Regions from separate parts of the Homo sapiens genome. Here region 2 is linked to region 1. A link is an interaction called in ENCODE POLR2A ChIA-PET data of the cell type or tissue named here. Cell type or tissue: OCI-LY7. All regions are shown on one strand. Links, peaks and the distances in the headings refer to the core of each region. The heading gives the core; the rest is flanking DNA.

Region 1 (4,593 bases), core at 369-4,368:
TGGATCAGTGCTTCCTTCTTTTCCATGGCTGTATCATATCCCCCTGTGTGGATGGAACACACTCTGTTATCCATGCACCAGCTGATGGGCATGGGGAGGTTTCCACTTTCTGCCAACCATGACTAGAGCTGCTGTGGACACGCGTGGACAGGTGTTTGTGTGGACGTGGGTTTCCCCATCTCTGGAGCACTTCCCTGGCAGTGTCAGTCAATGTCTAATGGTTATTGTGAAACTTGTTAAACTTTAGCCACATAGTCAGCTGGGTTGCACAGATGACAGATCGAATCCCCCAGGCTTTGAAATCTGCCCCCACCCCCAACTCCCACATCTCCGAAGGGGGCCTTTTTTTTTTTTTTTTTTGAGACAAAGTCTTGCTCTGTCACCCAGACTGAAGTGCAGTGGTGCGATCTCGGCTCACTGCAACTGCAGCCTCAAGTGACTCTTCTGCCTCAGCCTTCCGAGTAACTGGGACTACAAGGCACATGCCACCAAGCCCGGCTAATTTTTGTATTTTTAGTAGAGAACGAGGTTTCACCATGTTGGCCAGGCTGGTCTCAAATTCCCAACCTCAAGTGATCCGCCCACTTCAGCCTCCCAAAGTGCTGGGATTACAGGTGTGAGCCACTGCACCCAACCAGAAGGGGGCCATTTTTGGTCTTCAAATCCAATGTGTCCACCTCTCAGGCCTTTTGCGGCTGAGGACCTCCCTGTCCGCAGGCCAGCCAAAGCAGATCTGTGACCCGGCTCGGGCTGTGGTGTTCTATGGATGGCTGATCAAGCAGCATCCTGCCCTAGGTTTATTTTGGTTGAGGGTAGCAGGCTTGGTCAGCACCTCAGGCCTGGCCCTGCCCAGGACCGTGAAACCCAAGGCCTCTAATGTGTGTCCTTGGTCTGCAGGTGTCTTGGGTGGCGCCCGAGGCTAGGAAGCTGGCCTGGGTTCAGCGGACAAAGGCCAAGGCAATCAGCTGAGGTCCTGCCACCGGAAGCTGTCACTATCTCAGAAATTCCCTGAGTGGCCGGGCGCGGTAACTCACGCCTGTAATCCCAGCACTTTGGGAGGCTGAGGCAGGCAGATCACTTGAGACCAGGAGTTCAAGACCAGCTTCGCCAATATGGTAAAACCCTGTCTCCACTAAAAATACGAAAATTAGCCAGGCATGGTGGCGGGCACCTGTAATCCCAGCTACTCCAGAGGCTGAGGCAGGAGAATCGCTTGAGCCCAGGAGACAGAGCTTGCAGTGAGCCAAGACCATACACTGCACTCCAGCTTGGGCGACAGAGCGAAACTCCATCTCAAAAAAAGAAAAAAAAGAAATTCCCTGAGTATGTATTGGAAAGTAACCCCGCCTCCTTCCCATCACCGGGCCTCTGGGTGCCTGTATCAGTAATGGCTCACAAGAGAAACAGAACCAACAGGAAATATACATATTACATATATAGAAAGAGATTTTCTCTAAAAAAAAAAAAAATTTTTTAAGATTTATTTTGTCTGGGCGTGGTGGTTTACGCCTGGAATCCTAGCACTTTGGGAGGCTGACATGGAAAGATTGCTTGAGCCCAGGAGTTTAAGATCCCATGTTTACAAAAAAGTTTTTAAAAAGTTTGGGCATGGTGGTGTGTGCCTGTGATCCCAGCCACTCCAGAGGCTGAGGTGGGTGGATCGTTTGAGCCCAGGAGGTCGAGGCTGCAGTGAGCCATGATCCCACCACCGCACTTCAGCCTGGGTGGCAGAGATCCTATCTCTCTCAAAAAAAAAAAAGATGTATTTTAAGGAATTGGGTCATGCAATCGTGGGGGCTGATAAACCCAAAATTCATAGGGCACTCTAGCAGGTTGGAAACAGGGAGGCTTTATTTGTTGCAAGCTTACGAATTCCTTTTTCCCTCTAGAAGCTGTTTTTGCTCTCTGAAGGACTTCAACTGATTAGATAAGAAGCATCGGCTGGGTGCAGTGGCTCACGCCTGTAACCCCAACACTTTGGGAGGCCGAGGCAGGAGGATCACCTGAGGTCAGGAGTTTCAGACCAGCCTGACCAACGTGGAGAAACCCCGTCTCTACTAAAAATGCAAAAATTATCCAGGCATGGTGGTGCATGCCTGTAATCCCAGCTACTCAGGAGGCTGAGGCAGGAGAATGTCTTGAACCCGGGAGGTGGAGGTTGCAGTTAGCCGAGATCACGCCATTGCACTCCAGCCTGGGCAAAAAGAGCGAAACTTGGTTTCAAAAAAAAAAAAAAGAAACATCAAGGTCATGGAGGATAAATTCCTTTACTTCAGGTCAGTTGATTGGAGGTGTTAACCACATCTGCAAGGCCGGGTGCAGTGGCTCAGCCTGTAATCCCAGCACTTTGGGAGGCTGAGGTGGGAGGATTACTTGAGTCCAGGAGTTCAAGATCAGCCTGGGCAACATAGTAAGACACCAATCTCCACCAAAAAAAAAATGTTTTTTAATTAAAAAAAAACTTTATTAAAAAAATGCAAGATGGAATGGATCAATTTTTTTTTTTTTTTTTTAGACGGAGTCTCACTCTGTCACCCAGACTGGAGTGCAAGGGCGCGATCTCGGCTCACTGCAACCACTGCCTCCCAGGTTCAAGCGATTCTCCTGCCTCAACGTTCTGAGTAGCTGGGACCACAGGCACGTGCCACCATGCCCGGCTGATTTTTGTGTATTTAGTAGAGACGGGTTTCGCCATTTTGGCCAGGCTGGTCTCAAACTTCTGACCTCAGGTGATCCACCCGCCTTGGCCTCCCAAAGTGCTGGGATTACATGCGTGAGCCACCATGCTCGGCTTAATATACGTTCCTACGCAGACTTGAGAATGTACATCTTTCATCTGTCCATCCCATTTGCAGATGGGGCTCAATTTCTGCAGCTTCCACCCTCCAAATGCCTTTGACATTCTTCTACGAGTTATAATTCTTCTCTGATTTGTTAAGATTTGACAACTCTCCCCCAAGGCATATGAAAAAGCATTAAAAACCTCACATGAATGAAGGAGAACCATTGAGCCCTGTCACGGATAATTTATTTCCTCTTGAGAATGTTCTTTTTTTTTTTTTTTTTTTTTTCTTGAGATGGAGTCTTGCTGTGTCACCAGGCTGGAGTGCAGTGGCACGATCTCGGCTCACCACAACCTCCACCTCCCGGGTTCAAGCGATTCTCCTGCCTCAGCCTCCCAAGTAGCTCGGACTACAGGCATGCACCACCACGCCTGGCTAATTTTTGTATTTTTAGTAGAGATGGGGTTTCTTCACATTGGTCAGGCTGGTCTCGAACTCCCGACCTCAGGTGATCTGCCTGCCTTGACCTCCCAAAGTGCTGGAATTACAAGTGTGAGCCACTGCAACAGGGCATTTTTTTTTTTTGACGGAGTCTTCCTCTGTTGCCCAGGCTGGAGTGCAGTGGCGCAATCTTGGCTCATTGCAACCTCCACCTCCGAAGTTCAAGCAGTTCTCCTGCCTCAGCCTCCCGAGTATCTGGGATTACAGGCATGTGCCACCACGCCCGGATAATTTTTTGTATTTTTAGTAGAGATGGGGTTTCGCCATGTTGGCCAGGCTATTCTCAAACTCCTGACCTCAAGTGATCTGCCCGCCTCGGCCTCCCAAAATGCTGGGATTACAGGTGTGAGCCACCGCACCCAGCGGAATGAAGGTCCCATTTCTGTCGGATACATTCACAGAAGTGGAGTTGCTGCAGTGTATGTGGTCTCCTATCTGCATGCATGGTGTCCTTTCCATCCCTTCCCTGTCCACATCATGGTGTGTCATGCAGACACAAATCTTTTTTTTTTTTTTTTTTTTTTTTTCAGACAAGGCTTTGCTCTGTCACCCAGGCTGGAGTGCAGTGGTGCAATCATGGCTCATTGCAACCTCAACCTCCTGGGCCCAACCAATCCTCCTACCTCAGCTTTCCAAGTAGCTGTGACCATAGGCATGAACATGGGTTCATGCCACATGCCTGGCTAATTTTTGAATTTTTATTCTTTGTAGAGATGGGGGCTCCCTATGTCACCCAGGCTGGTCTCAAACTCCTAGGCTCAAGCAATCCTCCCACCTTGGCCTCCCAAAGTGCTGGGATTACAGGCATGAGCTACCACACCCGGCCAGACACTAATTTAACCAGGCCTCTCAGGCTAGATCTGTGGGCTGCTTCCAACTTTTCCTGGTATGAGAAATATTCGGCCAGGCGCGGTGGCTCACGCCTGTAATCCCAGCACTTTGGGAGGCCGAGGTGGGCGGATCACGAGGTGAGCAGATCGAGACCATCCTGGCCAACATGGTGAAACCCTGTCTCTACTAAAAATACAAAAATTAGCTGTGCTGTGGTGGCACATGCCTGTAATCCCAGGTACTCGGGAGGCTGAGGCAGGAGAATCACTTGAACCAGGGAGTCAGAGGTTGCAGTGAGCCAAGATTGTGCCATAGCACTCCAGCCTGGGTGACAGAGCAAGACTCTATCTAAAAAAAAAAAAAAAAGAAAAAGATATATTCTCCAGGTCAGGTGTGGTGGCTCACACCTATAATCCAAGCACTTTAGAAGGCTGAAGTGGGCGGATCACTTGTGGTCAGGAGTTTGAGACCAACCTGG
Region 2 (4,593 bases), core at 357-4,356, 170 kb before region 1:
ATTTTTAGTAGAGACGGGTTTCCCCATGTTGGTCAGGCTGGTCTCGAATTCCTGACCTCAGGTGGTCCGCCCTCCTGGGCCTCTCAAAGTTCTGGGATTACAGGTATGAGCCACCCAGCCTCGCCGACTGCTCATCTTTTGAATGGGTGTATCTCTTGAGCCCTTGACCCAGCAATTGATTCTACCCAGGGGACAAGAGAGCAGGGTGTTTATATACCCACTCCTGGGGTTGCAAACTGCCCCCACTCTGGCTTGTCCTGTGTGTGAAGACAGACTTGGGTGTCCTGAGGTCAGGGGTGCTCCCAGAAAATAGTTGAGGTGCAGCAGGGTCTATCTGGCCTCACGCACCCCAGGTGGTCTCAGTGGGATTTTTTTTTTTTTTTTAGTTGGGGCCTCACTATGTTGCCCAGGCTGCTCTCAAACTCCTGGGCTCAAGCAATCCTCTCACCTCGGCCTCCAGAGTAGCTGGACTACAGGTGCAAGCCACCATACATGGCATTCAGTGAGATCTTCATAATACTTAACATCTGACTTCTTGCCGGGTGCGGTGGCCAAAGCCTGTAATCCTAGCACTTTGGGAAGCCAAAGTGGATGGATGGCTTGGGCCCAGCAGTTTGAGACCAGCCTGGGCAACATACTGACACCCTGATCTCTACAAAAAATTTAAAAAGAAATTAGCTGGGCATGGCTGGCACATTCCTGTAGTCCCAGCTATTCAGGAGGCTGAGGTGGGAGAATTGCCTGAGCATAGGAAGTCGAGGCTGCAGCAAGCTGTGATTGAGCCATTGCACTCCACCGTGGGCAACAGAGCGAGACCCTATCTCAAAAATAACATCAAAAACAACGACAACATAAAAAACTGACTTCTAGCCGGGCACGGTGGCTCACACCTGTAATCCTAGCACTTTGGGGGGCCAAGGCGGGCAGATCACTTGAGGCCAGAAATTTGAGACCATCTCTACTAAAAATACAAAAATTAGCTGGGCCTCATGGCCCATGCCTGTAATCCCAGCTACTTGGGAGGCCGAGGCACGAGAATCACTTGAACTCAAGAGGTGGTGGTTGCAGTTAGCCGAGATCCAGATCGTGCCACTGCATTCCAGCCTGCACAACAGAGCAAGACTCCGTCTCAAAAAAAAAAAAAAAAAAAAAATTACTTCTTGCCTGTAATCCCAGTCCTTTGGGAGGCTGAGGAGGAAGGATGCCTTGAGCCCAGGAGTTGGAGGCTGCAGTGGGCTATTACCAGCCCACTACAATCCAGCCTGAGTGACAGAACAAGACATTGTCTCTAAAAATAACAGTAATAAAATTTAAAAGATCTGCCTCTGCCATGTTCTGCTCATCTCTTTGAAGCTTTTCCTCATCCTTAGAAGGAAGTTGGGCTCCTCAGCTGCCCTACCCTAGTCTGGCCTGGTCTCCTATCCCTGTCCCAGCCTCTCCAGTACCTTAGAAATATTTGCAGTACCAACATGTGACCCTACTGGTCTTTCCTGGAGCGCCTCCCTCAACCCCCAACTTGTCTCCTTTTTAAACTCCTTCCCACCCTCCAAGGCCCAGCTCTGCCTCTCTTCCTCCATGACGCCTTCTACACTGTCCCAAGCTGAGAAACACCTTTGTGAGTTGGAGTTCACAGATTTGGACAGGAAGACGGAAAACATGAGTGTTGAGATCAAGACTTACAAGATCCGCCTTGGCCGGGGACAGTGGCTCACCCCTGTAATCCAAATACTTTGAGAGGCTGAGGTGGGAGGATGGCCTAAGCCCAGGAGTTCAAGACTAGCTTGGGCAACATGGTGAATCCCATCTCTTAAAAAAAAAAAAAAATTAGCCAGGCGTGGCAGTGCACACCTCTAGTCCCAGCTTCTCAGGAGGCTGAGGTGGGAGAATCACCTGAGCCCGGGAAGTCAAGGCTGCAGTGAGCCATGATTGAGCCACTGCACTCCAGCCTGGGCAACAGAGCAAAAGACCCCGTCTCAAAGAGTAAAAAAACAAAAACAAAAACAGGCCGGGCATGGTGGCTCACACCTGTAATCCCAGCACTTTGGGAGGCTGAGGCAGGTGGATCACTTGAGGTCAGGAGTTCGAGACCAGCCTGACCAATGTGGTGAAACCTCGTCTCTATTAAAAATACGAAAATTAGCCGGGCATGGTAGTGTGTGCCTGTAGTCCCAGATACTCAGGAGGCTGAGGCAGGAGAATCACTTGAACCCGGGAAGTGGAGGTTGCAGTGAGCCGAAATCGCGCCACTGCACTCCAGCCTGGGCAACAGAGCAAGACTCTATCTCAAAAACCAAACAAACAAACAAACTCACCTGCTTTCCAATCACTCTGCCAAGATCCAAAGCTGAGCTGGTTGGCACAGCTCAGCCAGAATGGGCGGGGTACGTTGACTGACAATTTCAAAATCCTTTCTGTCACTCAGCGCCCCAGGGAGAGATTTCTTCAGTAAAACTGAGCACCTTGCATTTCACCCTTAGCGCACACAGTCCTAGACAAGATGATGGGCGGGACGCCTTTTAAGGGATAGGGAGACTGGACAAAGTATATAAGTGACAGAACCCGGAGGGGGCACTTGTTTATACGGCGGAGTATAGGATGCCATCTGCACCCCAGACCCCAGCTAAGGTTTGTCCTACGTCATCTTCGCCACCCTCATCCCCAGTGAGGTGGGGGCTTTGGGGCCCCAGTTTCCAGGATAGGGATATGGCATGATCAAAGTGTGTAAAAGCCCCTCCCCAGGCTCCCGTGGCAGGGGGCATTGGGAGCTGAGGGGAGGCAGTGCCCCCTGGAATGATCACTCTCTGTGTGTGCGTGGAGGCAAACCCACCAGGACTCCAGAACGGCTCGGAGGTGGAGGTGAAGGGAAGAGCGTGCCGTGGGTGACTGGAAGCTCCCATTTCATCCTCTGTGCTGTGGAAGCTTGTAGGGAATGAGACTTGGATGGGGTGAACTTGAAGCCTCTGCAGAGTGTCCAAGTGCGGCTAGAGATTTCGCTCACCCAACCCAGACTCAGGTCTTTTTTCTTTTTCTTTTCTACTTACTTATTTTTATTATTTTGTTTTGTTTTTGTTTTTTGTTTTGAGAGAGAGTCTCGCTCTGTCATGCAGGCTGGAGTGCAATGGCACGATCTCGGCTCACTGCAGCCTCTGCCTCCCAGGTTCAAGCGATTCTCCTGCCTCAGCCTCCTGAGTAGCTGGGACTACAGGCATGTGCCACCATGCTCAGCTAATTTTTTGTATCTTTAGTGGAGACGGGGTTTCACTATGTTGGCAAGGCTGGTCTCAAACTCCTGACCTCAGGTAATCCACCCACCTCGGTCTCCCAAAGTGCTGGGATTACAGGTGTGAGCCACCGCTCCTGGCCTAATTTTGTTTTTATTATTATTGGGTTTTTTTTTTTGTTTTTTTGTTCTGAGACAAAGTCTCACTCTGTTGCCCAGGCTGGAGTGCAGTGGCGGGATCTCGGCTCACTGCAGCTTCTGCCTCCCGGGTTCAAACGATTCTCGTCCTTCCCAAATAGCTCGGATTACAGGCGACTGCCACCACACCCGGCTAATTTTTGTATTTTCAGTAGAGATGGGGTTTCACCATGTTGGCCAGGCTGGTTTCAAACTCCTGACCTCAAGTGATCCTCCCACCTCAGCCTCCCAAAATGTTGGGATTACAGGCATGAGCCACTGCGCCTGGCCTATTTTTTTATTTTTGAGGCAGTGTCTTGCCCTATTGCCCAGGCTGTACTGCGGTGGTGCAATCATAGCTCTCTGCAGCCTTGATCTCATGGGTGCAAGCAATCCTGCCTCAGCCTCCCAAGTAACTGAGACTACAGGTGCACACCACCTTGCCCAGCTAGGCTGGAGTGCAGTGGCAAGATCTCAGCTTACTGCAACCTCTGCCTCCTGGGTTCAAGTGATTCTCCTGCCTCAGACTCCCCAGTAGCTGGGACTACTACTGGGACTACAGGCGTGAGCCACAACGCCTAGCTAATTTTTGTATTTTTAGTAGAAACCCAATAGGGTTTCACCATATTGGTCAGGATGGTCTTGATCTCTTGACCTTGTGATCCGCCCCCCTTAGCCTCCCAAAGTGCTGGGATTACAGGCGTGAGCCACTGTGCCCAGCCTGCCCAGCTAATTTTTGTATTTTTTGTATAGTCTGGGTTTCCCCATGTTGCCCAGGTTGGTCTGGAACTCCTGGGTTTAAGTGATCTTCCCACCTTGGCCTCCCAAAGTTCTCGGATGACAGGCATGAGCCACTGCACCCAGCCTCTTTTTTTTTCCTCGTCATGTTGCCAGGGCTGGAGTGCTGTGGCATGATCACGACTCACTGCAGCCTCAAATTCCTGGGCTCAAGCAATCTTCCCACCTCAGGCTCCTGAGTAGCTGGGACTTACAGGCTTGAGCCACCACGTTGGGCTAATTTAACTTTTTTTTTAATTTAATTTTTTTTTAGAGATGGGTGTTTTGCTGTGCTGCCCAGGCTGGTCTCAAAATTCTGGGTTCAAGCGATCCTCCAGCCTAAGCCTCCCAAGTAGCTGGGACTACAGGCATACGCCAAGCCACCATGCCTGGCTGGACTCAAGTCTTCAACACTTCCC

The links. Peaks named below come from ENCODE experiments on the same cell type or tissue, not always from the same donor. Only the 100,000 strongest peaks of a DNase experiment are listed, where the experiment ranks them.
Region 2: POLR2A ChIA-PET joins it to region 1 with 7 read pairs; 2 of 35 experiments call an interaction of 5 or more read pairs at or near these places.

What each region holds. Positions count from the first base shown.
Region 1 is chr19:18,974,436-18,979,028 of GRCh38, reverse strand. No RefSeq gene overlaps it. Among named protein-coding and RNA genes, the nearest start is that of HOMER3, 36 kb to the right of the region's middle. RefSeq lists an enhancer at 295-939. In OCI-LY7, for the core only: no CTCF peak of the experiment used is centred there; no DNase peak of the experiment used is centred there.
Region 2 is chr19:19,140,369-19,144,961 of GRCh38, reverse strand. No RefSeq gene overlaps it. Among named protein-coding and RNA genes, the nearest start is that of TMEM161A, 4.2 kb to the right of the region's middle. In OCI-LY7, for the core only: no CTCF peak of the experiment used is centred there; no DNase peak of the experiment used is centred there; H3K4me3 peaks cover 440 bases; H3K27ac peaks cover 1,614 bases.